Linked DNA regions of Mus musculus: region 1 is linked to region 2. Evidence: chromatin loops called from intact Hi-C (ENCODE). Cell type or tissue: heart. All regions are shown on one strand.

The links. A loop is a pair of places that touch in the nucleus more often than their neighbours do. Peaks named below come from ENCODE experiments on the same cell type or tissue, not always from the same donor. Only the 100,000 strongest peaks of a DNase experiment are listed, where the experiment ranks them.
Region 1: a loop joins it to region 2, with 2.3 times the contacts of the local background. A loop is called at or near these places in 8 of 42 quality-filtered maps.

Annotation. Positions count from the first base shown.
Region 1 is chr2:129,296,000-129,303,999 of GRCm38, forward strand. Ckap2l (cytoskeleton associated protein 2-like) reads right to left here and starts at 1,213. Exons shown (of 9, transcript NM_181589.3): 1 at 1,106-1,213; 2 at 315-381. The coding sequence starts at 1,142. Il1a (interleukin 1 alpha) reads right to left here. Exons shown (of 7, transcript NM_010554.4): 6 at 6,874-6,998; 7 at 3,611-4,900. The coding sequence ends at 4,712. Gm14023 (predicted gene 14023) reads left to right here and starts at 1,371. Exons shown (of 5, transcript NR_040371.1): 1 at 1,371-1,403; 2 at 2,765-2,838. In heart, CTCF peaks have their summits at 2,451 and 4,558; DNase peaks (open chromatin) are centred at 1,322 and 1,862; H3K4me3 peaks cover 2,150 bases; H3K27ac peaks cover 2,092 bases.
Region 2 is chr2:129,380,908-129,388,907 of GRCm38, forward strand. No RefSeq gene overlaps it. Among named protein-coding and RNA genes, the nearest start is that of Il1b, 14 kb to the left of the region's middle. In heart, no CTCF peak of the experiment used is centred here; DNase peaks (open chromatin) are centred at 3,204 and 3,554; H3K27ac peaks cover 903 bases.

The DNA.
Region 1 (8,000 bases), 85 kb before region 2:
GAAAGAAGGAACCAGAAGAGCTTCCAGAGATGTGGGTAACAGTGTAGTGTAGAGCCTTCCTTCCTTTGGAGACTGTTAGGAAAAAAAATGCTTAAATTTCTGCCAATAGACAGCACTGCCTAGGGGTTGCTGGTTTTTTGTTTTGTTTTGTTTTTTAAGTCATGCCTGAAATCAAGGACTGAAATGCTCCTTTTGTTATTACAGGATTCACCATGATGCAAGTCAAACAGACTGGAAACAGAAGGGCTGGTCCGTTCATTGCTGTTAGCAACCGGGGCAACAAAGCCAGTGTAACTATGGGAAGGTAAACTCACTTGGCGTTGGGGTCCTTTAGCTTTCCCTTGGCTGCCAGGTACTCCTGGAGCTTCTGCCACCGTTCTTCTGTAAAACATGGACACGAGCAAACACCAAAAACATTACAGAAAACCCTTTATATCTTTAAATATGATACTTCCCTGTAGCTATTTTGGCTTTGATAAAGTCACCAGTCCTGTTATGCTTGCTTTCAATACCAACGGTATCAGCCTGGTGCCAAGCTCTTTACTAAGCTGTTTACACTAACCATCAATCCTATGAGGTATTTGGCTGTTTGAAACTCAGATGAAGTGACAGGCTTAAATTTACCCACTAATGTGCAGCAAAGCCAGGATTTGGAATCAAGACTTTTTTTTTTAACCCTTGAGTTACAAATTGTGTGCCTAGGACGGTGCGCAGAACCGCAGGCCCATAAGTGAGGACAGAGTGTGCATCTCAAAGGTGACACGGGGGAGGGGCATACTGGAGAGGTAGAAAGGGCTCCAGGTCCCTCGGAGGCCAGGGTTCACAGCATCCTTAAGCCTCAGCCCACAGTTTATCAATCAACCTCCAGACAGCGCACATTTTATCAGTGAACCTGCAGAGACTCGGACTGGGGCCGAACCTGCCACCTGACTGCTGTCAAAGTTCTGGCCATAACTAGCAATGCAGGGGTGTCCCCCTGCGGCAACGGAGCGCGCCGCTCCTCGCCGTGGCCCGGGTCCAGCGTCCTTAACCTAACTGAGCTCGGGGGAGACTGAAGCAGGCGGGGGAGGCCTGGCAGCTTCTGGAGGCTGCCGACCACACTTACCCGCGGCTGCGCTGGCAGTGGGGCCGGGCCCCACCATGGCTCTACGGCGACAGTTTCTTCCTTCAAAGGGCGCGCCTTGTTCTAGTACGAGAACCGGGCGCCCGTCTGGACGCTCCTATTGGCTTCCGCGACTTTGAAATTCGCCAATAAAAAGACGGAGAGGGCGGGATAACAGGAAATGGACATTCGGCGATTCCCACTGGGGACCTCCCCTGAGGCTCTGCGATTGGAGAGTTTCTGAGAAGGCCCGCCCTATGGCTAGGTCACTTCCGCAGCGGTGCCTCTGAGGTGGGAGCTGGTGGGTGATGCTGGCTGGCGGAGGAGTGGCTCTAATTGTAGCCAAATTTGGGTTAAGGACGGTTGTGACAGTTGAAGAAACGGGGAGAAACAAGCCGGAGCCTAAGTCTCTGTGCTATCAGTTAGGCTGGCTTTGGCTGCAAATAATAGCATGCCAAACGAAAATGGTCCGTATCAGTTATTGTTCTCATTCTTGTAGCCGAATACCGGACAGAAACAACATAACTCCGTGTAGTCCCTGAGCAGCTCGCGGGAGCTGTCAAAATGGCGCAATCTGTCAAAAGTGTCTCAAGGGAAGGGCATCCTAAGACACAGGAGCTCAGGAGCCACACAGCTCTGAGGTGGGACAGTGTCCCCTTGGAAAGGCACCCTGAGACTCGGAAACCCAGAAACCACAGAGCTCTGAGGGTCAGAAGGTATTCCTGTGGAAGGACACCCTGAGACATCAGAGCCGGGGAACCACACAGCTTTGAGAGGAAGCCTCGTCAGCTGAGGCAGTGCAGTTCCCAGGGGAGGGTATCTCCAGCTCAGCCCAGGAGCTCAGGAGCCTCTGCCCCGCTCCACTTCTTTGTTTCTTCCCTTCCTCTGTCAATTGCTTCTTGGCTTCTTCCAACGCGAAAGTCATATGAGGCAGCAAATCTCGTAAAAGATATTTATTGGAGAAGGATGTTATGGTGGGAAGAGAAAAGGGCAAGGGGTTAGAAGAGTTTTTAAAAGAATAACAAAGATTTCCTAATAGAAAATGTAAAGAACAGAATTATATAAATTTAAGAATGGAAATAAAACATGGAAACATAATAGTTTATTTAAACAGAAAAACATCTACAAGGTAAAGTTAAAATGCTAACAAAGGCCTGCTAGAAAGAAAAAAAAAATCATGAAGGAAAGAGAAGGAAAAGGTTATCACTGGCATACCTAAACATTATCAGGTGAGTGAAGGAGAATAAAAAAAAAATCACAAAAGTTTTTGCTTTTGTTTTTGTTTTTTAATATGATAAAAAGCGCTGAGATGGCTGGGGTAAGGAGCATGCAGTGCTCTGGCAGGCCACCAGAGTTGGTTCCCAGCACCCATATTACATAACACATCTGCCTGTAACTCTAGCTCCATAGGGTCTGACATCCCGACATCCACTTGTGTGACAAGACTTTCCCTGAGGAGATGTAACACATGGCTACTTACTGCAGACAGACAAAAGCTTGGATACCACCAAAGCTCAACACGTCTTATCGGGGCTATGTACAAGAATTTGGGTGAAGGGTTACTGCACATTTCAGGTGTTCAATTATTGTTTCTGTGAATTTCCAACCCCACTTTCTAAAATAGAGTCTATTACTCCTGATTCTGACTTTCTTTTTCATTAGGTCACAGGAAAGCAGCTTCTAACCTGCTGTATTGTCTCTAAAACCACTACTTGGTTTTGGTGGTACATTATATGGTGAGTTTGTATGGACATCTACATCGGCATACACATGTACTGAATATGGATTGTATCCTTTAACTGAGCCTGGAAATATTATAATTTTCAGTGCTATCTATCTGTGAATACTGGCAGCTAGCAAAAAAAAAAAAAAAGAAAGAAAAGCTATGGAACCTGAATTTTTTTTAAATGCATTTTTTGGGGAAAACAACAAAATGTAGCAAAATATAGTAAGATAAAACAGAAATCATCATATATAAGTTGGACAAGCTATGCCAACAGAAAAATGAAAGAGCTCCAAGAGTAGGCAGAAGAATCAGAGACTTACTCATTTCCATTCAGGAGTCCCATCAGAGCATAAACTGAAAGCTAGAGTGTGTGTACAGAAACCTGGGCAGACCTGTGTAGGCCCTGCGGCTGCTGCTTCAGGCTTCAGGCTCTGTGAACGCATATGGGTTTTGCTCAGTTATTTTAGAAGGCCTTGTTCTCACATCCCTTCTGTCTCCCCGACTCCTGTCTCCATTTCCACAGGGTTCCCTGACCTCTGAGGGGAGGGATTTGATGGTGACATCTCCTTTAGAGCTGTGTGGAATCCTGGTTTTGTAAGGTGATGCTAACTTTAGTGAATTACGTGAGTGCTGACCAGTTGTCCCTAACTTTTAGGCAGTGAAGTAATAAAGACAACAAATAACAAAAACCCCTTCACTGCATCACAACAAAACATAACAACAACAAAACCCAAACCATCCCATTGCAAAACCCAAACAGAAAAGATAACAAATAAATACATCAGCTCAAACCTGTTTTATTTAATTATGATTAATAATAATGAGTTGATTGTTATTGTTGATAGTTACATGACACTGTGGTTTGAAAAAAAAATTGGAATCCAGGGGAAACACTGATTACATTCTAGAAAAGAAACTTCAGGTATCAGTGATGTGGTTGTCACAGTTAAGCTCTTTCCATCTTTAGATGGTTGGTGTTAGTTACAGGTGAGACTGAATGATGTAAGAATACCCAGACAGCTTTAAGGACGGGAGGGAGAAAGACTGACTCAATTATCATTTTAGATGCACAAAGTAAACAGCACAGATTAAGATCATGATGAAAGGGCTCCCAAGTGCAGGAATGTACGGAGAGCTTCGTGGCTGTGGAAAAAGTGTAAAAGTCTGTAGCATGGAGCTCTAGAGGAGACTACATCTAACTGACCACCTAGAAAACCCTGCTGCGAGGGTGCCGTCAAGCTCAGAGGATTTAAGGATGTTCCATAAATAATATAATTATCATAAATATATTTATAAATACATAGATAAAATAACTTAAAAATAACATTCAACAGTCTGTCTCCTTCTTGAGGTCTGTTACAGGAGGATTTCATCCAAATGATCTCACTGGAGTAAAACCCACTGAGGTAGGAAAGATGTAGCTATTGTCCCCTTCCTTTTGAAAATGACAGCATTAAGTTCTTATACCTTTATCCTACTCAACTGGCATTTTGAAGCCGAAGGTGCACAGTGAGATTGGTCTGTGAATTTATATTCCAAATGCATTGAGTGTGCTTTTCAGTTGTTTTATCCCTTTGTTAACCCATCTGTAATATGTGTAGAGTCTTTTTGATCCTCCTAAGAATGCCATGCAGAATAGTAATTAAAATGATTAGTACTGAGCAAACTATAGGGTACTCTTTAAAATAACAGATAGTATCATATGTCGGGGTGGCTCCACTAGGGTTTGCTCTTCTCTTACAAAGAGGGTAAACATTCATTTAGAATTACAGAGACTCAGCACATGCTGTGCAAGTGACTCAGGGTGAGGAAGGTTCCTGTACATGGTACATACAGACTGTCAGCACTTCCCAAGTGAATAGACTCCCGAAATAAGGCTGCTTTTATGATATCTGGAAGTCTGTCATAGAGGGCAGTCCCCGTGCCAGGTGCACCCGACTTTGTTCTTTGGTGGCAATAAACAGCTCTGGATAAGCAGCTGATGTGAAGTAGTTCTTAGAGTTGATACTTTTCCAGAAGAAAATGAGGTCGGTCTCACTACCTGTGATGAGTTTTGGTGTTTCTGGCAACTCCTGTGATAGCAGAATAGAATTCTGTTAGTGCATAAGAAGGCATTGGGAAAAAAAAAACCCTGAAGGGCAACCCTCCAGTATCTGGACTTCATGAGAAACAGCGCTCTCGAGCCTGCCTCTGCGATCTGGGTTCTTTCATTTGGTCACTCATCAAGCATTTACTGCATGCCTATTTGATGTATGGTCCAGATGATCCATAAGAGTTGATTACCTTAGTTAATTGGAGAGAAATCTCAGTGAGTCATGAAGACTGTCAATGATACCTGAATGTCCTAAATCCAGACAAGTGGGGGTGAAACGCTGCCTGTGTACATCCTGTCTTTAATGCTGGCACAGGGAACTCTCATCAAGTCTGAACACTGAAGATTGTAAGACTTCTAAACATTCTGACCCCTGAGTATTCAAATTAAACCTTTACAAAAACAGTGGAGCGTGGGATGACGTCTACCTCTGCATTTCGGTTGCAATCTGAAAGTAAACCATGTACATACACACAACAGCAAGTACCAGGAACTCCACACGGCTTCCCTGATCTGAGCAGCTGACTGCTCTGGGGATAACCCTTTTAGACTGTGTTCTTCCTCTGAGTATGAATACAACCCGATAATAACCTTCATGGCAAAATATATTGCGGATTCCATGTTGTTGAGACCCTCCCCCTTTTGTATTCTTTTAAATCTAAGAAAGCAACCTGATTAGCTTCCTTTGGGCTTTGAACTTTCATTAAGACCTGTACTATCCAAACCTCTTCATCTCCCCCTTTTACCCCCTTCCTTTGGTTATTCTACCTCCAAATGACTACACAGTCCTCTTCCTGTCTACATGGTCACCGTATTCTTCTACTGTGCTTCTTCTCTAACTTCCCAGCTGAGCTCTCTGCTCTCTCTAGTGCTTTTGTTCTGGACTATTGTCTATTTAAGAAATATAAATGGCACCAGCACCCTGCACCCTCTGAAAGCCTTTGGTGGCTTTCAACTGTATACCAAATGACCAGGACCAAAAGCGCTCCGCTGTTACTTGCAGCTGGCCTGTGGGCTCATGAAGCTCTAGGGAACTCAGGTCTTTATAGTGAACTGAGATCCTTCTGTTGGGATGTCCCATCCCTACCTTGTATTAGCTGGTCTGTCTCTCAGAGGGTCTGCTCTTGTCCCTCCCTCTAAATAACACTCCTCCATTTTTCTGTCTTAGTGTCTTGGGCATTTTCTGTCCAACATCTTACTTTGTTGTTGTCTATTTGACTTATCTACTGTACTAGAGGACTGTGTTCCATAAGGTTAGGAATTTTGGCTCACCACTCTAGATAGCTTTTAATGCTGTGCTTGAAAAATAGAAGACTTTCAGTAATTAATAGCTTGTTGAAGGGATTCATGAATGAAGCTACTGCCCTACTCAGTAGATAATACTTTCATTTGATTCTCACAGAGAAATACAGACACCCACATATACTTTAGGACAGGAGGCATTGGATTATACATTTACTGGACGAGAGTTATATGCTTCTCTATGGTAAAAATGTCTAATGCTAAAATGTGGATGTGTACGTGTGTGTTTGAGGGAGATGGTCACAGAGAATATGGGCATGGGACGAGAGACAATAGCATTATCAATGGACCACTGGAGTGGGAAGGCTAAGGCTTGAGTATTGTGGCTCCTAGTTTTTGGCTTCGTGTGAACCAGTGAGCTGTTAACTCCTCTGTGATCTCAGTGGGCTTGTTTGAGATTTTCAGAGGCTGGCTCCATTGTCACAGTGCTCTGTACTGTGTAAATCAGATGGTGGATGTCATCTTAAAGATCAACAGAACAAATGGATGCTCTGGGATGGGAGGCAAATAGGGTCAAGGAGGAAAGGTGAGCAGGTGGTGGCTGTGGCTGCAAGGAGACTGTGTCATCCTAGGAGGGACATCTGCTTACTGTGATTGGTCACAAACAGTGGGAGGTGAATGAGGACAAGTTTGAGATGGAAGCCAACTGACCTTCAGCAACACGGGCTGGTCTTCTCCTTGAGCGCTCACGAACAGTTGTGAATCTGAGATTTTTAGAGTAACAGGATATTTAGAGTCGTCTCCTCCCGACGAGTAGGCATACATGTCAAATTTTACTGTCAAAGAAAGAGCCAGAAAGGAAGTAAATACACTATTATTTATTTATATAAGAAGAGGGGTTTAGATAGTGGCAGATGTGTGTGTGTGTGTGTGTGTGTGTGTGTGTGTGTGTGTGTGTGTGTGTGTGCTCCCAACTATGGTGTAAATGGTGTAAATGAATACATCATATTTATTTGTGGAGCTCAGGAGTGGGACTTTACACATTATTATTTTCATTTACAATGCCTGCTGCACTTACTAGGTGGGAAAATAAAAGTTTTCTATGTGAGTAGAATGCTTAAGGACCGAATTATTGCTGAATTTCTTCTCGTTAAAATAGTGGAATAAGACTTTGACATTTTTTGGTTTATGAGTTCCTAGTTGCTTAAAATGGAGTGATCTCTCTCTCTCTCTCTCTCTCTCTCTCTCTCTCTCTCTCTCTCTCTCTAACACACACACACACACACACACACACACACACACACACACACACACACACACACACACATCCAGCATAGTAAAATGACTGGTACCACCAGAAATGTAATGTAAATAAACAATAGGAGCAATAGTGGCAGGGGTTATAGTCAGTGACTGAGCATGCTTTGTGTGTGTGGCTTGGTTTTGATATCTAGCACCAAAAAGAAAGAGTTTGGGGGCCTAGTAGAAATATGATTACTAAGTCAGTATGTGGAGGAAATCATGTGAGATAAGTAGGGAATAGAGTACACAATAATTTACAAAAGTCATAAAGAGCCTGTTAACTGAAGTGTGCACAGTGTCTCTATTCAGAAAGAACCCTGCCTACTTATAAGGAGTTCCTTCTGTGGGTCTTTAAAAACAAGTTCGTATATTGATGATGCATTCTGCATCTAAAACAGGTTCATTATGGAAACTGGGTCTGTGTAACAAGAAATATTGAGCACGGAATTCCATCCTTCAGATCCCATGGCAGTTAAGGATTTTTGGTTTTCTTGTTACTTTATCAAAGTTAAAAAAAGCTCTTCCTAGATGAACGC
Region 2 (8,000 bases):
CTCTGGGGGCAACACTGGGACTTTCCAAATGAGTCGTGGGTTGTGTTTCTTCCCCTTTTCCGAGCTTCTTCCTTATTCCGATTCACTTCCTCACCTGTGACTGGCAGCCTTGGTTATGGATGCCCTTTTGTTTTCTCCTTCTCTGCTTTAAAAAAAAATCTCTTCAGGGTTTATGCCTTTGGAATAATGTTTTTTCTTTATGGACTTGGGGCCCTCCCATCTATGATAAACTACTTCTAACATGTCTGATCTGCCTATTTCATCTCTCTGGTTTTTACTTCATGGGAGGTGGTTTGGCCATTTCCCTCTAGGACGTTGTTAATTTCATGTCTCCAGTCACTTCCTCCTTGTTGGATGGAACAGAGTTTTCCATCTCAAACAAGGGAAAGTTACCAGCAGGGCCACTCAAAATTTGTTGGTGTCTTGATCAGGTCCAGGACTAGACTCTGGGTGACTGATATGACTGAGCAGTGTGGGATGAAGGAGTCTGATGGTGGACAGACCTTAATCCTTACTGTGAAGACAAGACAGGATTATTGATATATAGCCTAAAACTTACCAGGCTCTGGGATGGGCTCCATTTTTTACTGAGATTATTAAGTTTAGACAATCTACCAATATCTTATAGACATCAGTGAGATAGTCACACAATGTCCAGTCTTAAATACAAATTTTAATATCTAGCAATGCTTGGTATAATGTTCCAGGAAAGAGGTATTGATTTGTAATGATAAAACTATCCTTCTTAAGCTTTTTGGTATTATATACAATAAATTTTGTTTAAAATATTAAAGTGTTAAGTTCAATGAAAGTATAGTGTATATGTAAGAGCAAAAGGGAGAAGAGCTCCATTATCCATGCCTTGCTTCCTCAATCACTGTAGAACTTACTTCAACTATAAATTGTTCTCCAAATGCCACCACCCCAAGGACTTATCTATTCATCTCAAACCTACTATCTATGGATTAAGCTGTTCTTTTGTGTGGGTAAATTTCTCTCTATCCCTACTGACTACTGCGTTGTAGTTGAAGCTGTCTCCATTTTAGCTCCGGCTATTTAAACCATATGCTACTTGAATCCCTTGATTGCAATGGAAAGTTCATCTCCTTTCTAAACAGCCTTGGAGCTGTATCCAACAAGCAGATCAGAGGTCAGTAATCTCTTGCTTGGTTTCCCCAGCTCCTGTGCGGTCAGATCTAAACATGGCCATGCTGCACAAAGCCTGCCGTGAACTCCCAGGCTCTCCTCTCCTATCCAGGCTTTAGCTTCTCCCAGCTATTTGCAGCTCCCTAAATAGTACATTCTCTCTGTTGTCTGTGCTTTTGCACAACCTGTGATCCTGCTAAAATCTTTCCCTTCCTTGTCATTCGGGCCTACTCAGTCCTCCAAGATCCATCTCATGCTTCCCCTCCCTGTGACAAGCCAAGTGGAGGATGCTCTCTGTCTGTGTTCATCAGCACACCTTTATCGTGAAGCCTTATCTGTACAGGTACTACATGGGGCGAGATCTCCTTGCTTGTAGCTATGACTGGAGCCAATGTCCCACGAAGGTGGACTGATGAAATAAAAAACCAGCCACAATCTTGCCATCACCTTGGCTTCCATTTGGGACTAGTTTCCTGACAAATGGGGCCATCTACTCATTCCTCCATTCATATTTGGGCTGTGGCCTGGAAGAAGAGTGGGAGAGAGCAGGGAGGATCTCACAGAAGGCTTCCTCAAACTTATTTATATTATGTCCTGAGGGCAAACTGCTTTTGGGCTACTTTATTAGGTTCTTATAGCTACCACCTTTCTCCAGCCTAACCCCTTCCAACACCTAACACTAGGTAGGAGACAGAGAAGGTTACGTAGGAAAGGGGTATACATATCTTTAGACTACTTTCTGCTGATTAGGGGTGTCAAGCTCCGTGGGGCAAGTCCAATCTTTGTAGTCAGGATCTCCAGGCAGCAGTAATGCAGCAAACAACAAACCAACAATTCAGCAAGAGCAGCAGCAGCAAGGGCAAGCAGGAAGGGACCAGCAGCTGCCACCTCTCTCAGGGCGCTGGCATTTTTATATTCGCTGAAGAGTCCCCAGAATTCCAGATACAAACGATTTTCAGCTGGCAGAATCACACTCTTGCCAGTGCACAAGACAAATCTGAAGCAGCCCCACAGCCCACACATGGGACTAAAACAAAACCATGCTTCCGTATAGCATAACTGGTGGGGGTTTTTGTTTGTTTTGTTTTGTTTTGTTTTTTCAAGACAGGGTTTCTCTGTGTAGCCCTGGCTGTCCTGGAACTCACTTTGTAGACCAGGCTGGCCTCAAACTCAGAAATCCACCTGCCTCTGCCTCCCGAGTGCTAGGATTAAAAGCGTGTGCCACCATGCCCGGCTGCATAACTGGTTTTTTTGTTTTTTGTTTTTTTTTTTTTTTTTTTTAAAGAAACCAAAATTCTGGCTGGAGAGATGGCTCAGTGGTTAAGAGCACTGACTGCTCTTCTAGAGGTCCTGAGTTCAATTCCCAGCAACCACATGATGGCTCACAACCATCTGTAATGGAATCTGATGCAGTCTTCTGGTGTGTCTGAAGACAGCTACAGAGTACTCATATAAAAATAAATAAATCTTTAAAAAAAAGAAACCAAAATTCTTACTACATGGGTGATTAAGATATTTCAAAGACTGGAGAAAGGGACATTTTCTATTCAGCTTCTCACTTTGTGGTCTTAGCAACTCCTGTCTGGAGTTTTATTTCCTGTGCTCTGGAAAATGTAAGTCCTGGAAAGTATTGAGAGTCCCTGAGTATTCAGTGTCCCTGAGTGGGAGGGTCATAACCCTGGCTCCTGCCTGGTAGACTGTACAACTCTAGCTAGTAAGAAATCAAGCAGTCCTCTGAGGAGAGAGTGAGAATTATAGGAAAGATGGAAAAGAAGACTCAGAGACAGAAGTTAGAAATCGGGAGGACTGCCCATTCAGTACTGCGGCAGCCTCGAGTTGAATTCTCTTAGGTTTTATATACTTTACAGTATCGTGGGAAACAAAGTCACAAGCCAGCAGAGACAATGGCTGAGGTACATTCGATATCTGTATCCATTTCGAGGCCTCCCTATTCCTCCTTGTTCCTTCCTCTGAGATTAACAGGACATTCATCCCCTCTCCTTGAGCTTCACATGTAACCCCTCTTATCGGTCCATGCGTCAGCAGGCCAGGAACTCTGCCAGCAGAGCCTGGCCTGATTTGACTCTGCCTGACACACAGGCTTTCACAGAAGCAGGCAAGATGGCTCCTGACAGTAGACTGTGTGGCTCTAGCTGACATTGCACATTTGTCTGTCTTCCCTTACTTCCACATGGATGTTCCTTCTGAAACTGCTTGCTAGCCACGACTGCAATGTTTTCCAATAGATTCCTACTTCACAGCAGCTTCTAGGCTCCCGAGGACCTGTTTAGCCCTCTATCCAAATTCCCAACATAAGCGGATAGTCACAGGGTGAGACTTGCTAGAGATTAGGACAGGTGCTTGACTTCCAATGCCAATTCTTCTTGCCCACACTAGGCATTCACGTGGAGAGGAGGGCCTGGTGCTACATCCTACTCTCGCGACATCCTGGGACTATGGAATTCCAGTGTCACCCTGGGCTGCAAACCTCAGCAGAATTTGCTTAGCTACTGGGAGTTGGTGCCTCTCCTGTCATCTTACCGATGGCAGTGCAGGCAATGGAACACATGGGGATGGAATGGAGAAGAGTAAACCCTCGGTGTTCTTTCTGAACCCATGTTTCTCTTACTGGCTTACTCTGACTGCTTGCCAGAGCACTTAGCTCTTGTACTGACAAACATGCCCTGACAGGGTTTTAGGAAATTTCCCGAGTCTTGCCCTAGGACTGCGAAAGCTAGTTTTAGTAAAGAATGAGGTTTAGTTTAGCAAGAACTGATCAGTCCTGATAATTTGTCTGGTTCTTCCTTTTGCCTCATTTCCCAGGAACTGTCTGCTCACATGACTTGTCTTTAGCAAAGGGCTCATTGCCAAGCTTGGCCAGAATTTGACGACTTCTGACATTTCTGCTTGCTAATTTTCTATTCCTTAACGTCCTCACTTGAGTCTTTGCCTATGGAATCCCATTTCCTTGGGATTATCTGATATTTATAACATGAACTCTTGCCATTATAATGATAGACAAAGTCCCACAAGGAAAAACACTTCAGAAAGATGAAACATTGTGAACATGGGGAGGCACTTCTTTGCCTCTCCCTCTCCTCATTCTGTCCCTGCTAATGGATATGACCTTGCTTCCACTCTTGCCGTTGCACCTCTGACATGCCAACAGGTACCACTGGTTATGAGTGAGCCTGTGTATGACCAGTGAGTACTACCTGTGGCTGCAGTGGAGATGGGGGATATTAGCAATGCATCAGTGGCCCTAGGGCTTTTGTCTCAGTGGAACAACGTCACTTTCCTGGGCCTCTCTACTCAGAGGCATCCTGGGTTCTCCAGCACTCTTTACAGTCTAGCACCATTTATTCTTCAAACAGATGAGTCAAACATGCTATCTCCCTTTGGGGAGCTTAGTACTTTCAATATAAAAAGATAAAAGTAGGTACTGAACACAGGTTCTCTCTTTTTGCTGCCCTCAGAGCCCTTGGGACAGTCCCACATGCATACCCACTCTCATCTGTGACCACAGTCTCCAGCGGTCCACCCACACAATCTCAATACATCATTGTGTTCTTATCAGAGCTTCCTACACATCTGCATCTGTGTTCTCAGGCTGCCTTTCTGCTTTTTCTTCCTTCGATGTCCACACCCCATCTCTTCAGCCTTTGTACTGCTCTCACGAGTAGCCCTTCCAGTTCTTTTCTGGTGCACTCATTCTACAGAACCCAAGGCTGGGTCGTATATATGTATGATCTGTGTTCACCCTGTCCCTGCTGGGGCTGCTGCGGGCTGTTGGAAGAAGCTGCCTCCCCTCAGCAATGTGTGCTGCTCACTTGGCTCTCCCTCTGCTCATCAGTCCTGCAGAGATTCCTGTTCACAGCAGCAATTTTACACACCATTGTCCTGCAAACCTGACATTCTTCTTCTTTTTTTATACTGAACCATGGAAGGGGGCACTCTTGGCATTTCCCCACATGCCTCTGTTGTCTTACTGTCTGTCTTAGTTAGGGTTTTACTGCTATGAACAGACACCATGACCAATACAACTCTTATAAGGACAACATTTAATTGGGACTGGATTACAGGTTCAAAAGTTCAGTCCATTATCATCCAGGCAGGAGCATGGCAAACATCCAGGCAGGCATGGAGCTGGAGGGGCTGAGAGTTCTACATCTACATTTGAGGGCTGCTAGTAGAATAATGACTTCCAGGCAGCTAGGATGAGGGTCTTAAAACACATGCACACAGTGACACACCTACTCCAACAGGGCCACACCTCAAAATAGAGCTACTCCCTGGGCCAAGCATATACAAACCATCACACTGACAAAGTAGCAGAAGCTCTGCAGCCTATCTGCCTCTTATGCAGGCTTAGAGCCTTCGACTATTATCTAATACAGAATATCTTTGGTCTTTGCTCTAGCTTACTAATATGCTACTTCTAAAGCCCTTGGGATTTTCTAAGCAGCAGGAATATCTTTGATAATGTAAGAATTAATTGCCTTGAAGCTAGCCCAATGACCAGATATATAGAGAGAGTCAGATAAAGAGCAAAGTGCTTCAGCGGGCAGCAGTTAATGAAGGAACTCACAACTGATCATGGACCATCTTGGAAGAAGAGGTAGGAAAATTGTAAGAGCCAGAAGTTAGGAGGACTGTACCAAGACAGTGTTTTCTGGATATGATAAGATTCAAACTCATAGCTATGGTTGCTTGCACAAGACCTGCACAAGGTCAGGCTGCTCGGCCTTCCAGCATGGATCAGGGTGGGGCTTGAAGAGTGAATATGATAAATTATGGTCAAAAATACATGTGCACGTATGAAGTTATCAAAAATCAGTAAGAATATTATATTTTAAAAGTTCATGTCATTGTGCCCACCGCCTAGGAATCTACTTCCAATTCCAATGCCTCAGTAGCTTCAAAACGGGGTCTAGACTTTATAAAAATCAAATACATGATTGGTGGCCTGGAGCCATTGACATCAGTTCATCATTAGATCCTTAGAGAAGACTGAATTCGTTCAGTGACCAGAGACTCCATCTGTCTTTCTTACAAACCCTGCCCCCAATCCCAACACCTGGTTCCTGGAGCCTGGAGATGCTTCCTGGATGGAGGTACACTTTTCTGAGAACACTGACCTTCCATAGCAAGCAAGTATAGAAGCCTGTTCTTTACTTGATCTTTCTCCCTGTATCTGGCCACTGGGCTAGTCCATCTGATTGGTGTCCTTTGTAAAAGAATTCTGACAAATATAAATGTTCCTGAGTTCTGAGTCTTACTAAGCAATCCATTGTATTTTAAGGGGTTGCGAGGCTCCTTCAACTTAGAGCCAGTTGTTAAAAATGGTGAATGAGCTTCAGACCCGATGGAGGGGCAGTCTTACTGAGAGCATGCTTTTGAATGTGTGGGATTTATGCTATTGTAACTGTGGATGCTGAACGGCAGAACTGAATCGAACCCAACACAAGAGAGGCTGAGACGGATCTCTGCTTCTCCGGGACTTTACCGTTCCTGCTTCTTACTCTATTTTAACTCTGTACTCGACTGGCATGCGATTTCTCACCACACCCACTTACATCACACACAAAACAAACAAACAAAAACCCAAGCAAAACAAAAGACCAGAAACAACAGAGAAACCAAAAGGAAGGCACTTCCCTGCATGTCCCTCTCGTCTCTCAGCCCCCACCGTCCTTGCTCTCAGCACACTTAATCCAATCCTTCTGATGACCATTGGCCTCAGTCAGAGCTCACTCGGTGTGGTGTAAGATTGGACTCTCCAGCAGAGTTTTATCATGAACCATTTTCATTTCTTCTTATACCCCGATCTTTCCTGCCTCAGTCTCTGCAATGCCACCGCACCTCTCTGTGGGCCCTTCCTTGCCTGTCTCCTGCAGTAGTATCTTCTGCTGACCCTTTCACGATTCTGAAGTGCACATTCTGTCCACGCCTTGCTTCCCTCTTTGAGTACTAGCTCACTGTTTTGATTTTTATTTGATTTGAGTGTGTGCTTCCCCTTTCTCCCAGGCATGGATGTCTCAGGATGCAGAGCACTGAGGCCTGGTGGTGAAGCCAACAGGTCATTGAAAGCATGCTCTCACAAGGGTTTCTGGTTACCCTATGGGGACCCTTGAGTTGTTTTTTAAGGGAAGAATATTTTGCTGTAGCCAGAGCCTGAGTTGCTTTTGTTGTCTCATTGGTAATTCATCTCTGTGTGTCCTTGCTATTGAAGTATCATTTGTTATGACCTTCTTGCCAGAGCTGAGCTGATGCTGGCATCATGTCCTTAAATTGCCAGAGCCTCAACTTAAATAAATGTCTTTTCTTTATGAGAGAGGTTGCCTTGTATGTCTTATTATAGCGAAACCAAGCTAAAACACCCATGCATATCCTAGCACCCACCTGATGTTTGACTATGGCGCCTCCTGTCTTCTCACACATCACTCTGACGTCACAATGAATCAGCCATCCTATCAGCTCCCTTCTGTCTCACCCCTCCCCACTCCCCAGCTCCCACCCCACCCTATCTCTGAATCTATGTTCTCTTCCTTGAAAAATGGCTCTGGGTTCACCTCACAGATGATCTGTCTGCTGCTAATTGCAAAAGAACTGTTCAATCTGTTCTTTACCCCACAGACAGAGTGAGAGTTCCTCAATGGATAGAGTTATGTAGAATGCAAGCCTGTATTGGATCTGGCCCATGGTTGGCGGTAGAGAATTTTTTGCTAAATGAGTGAATGGGGAGCTGGGGAGATTGCTCGGTGTGCAACGTACTCACTGTACAGCCCTGAGAACCTGAGTTCAGATCTCCAGCATCCATATGAAAGCCAGGTGTGGTAGTATGCCTCTAATCC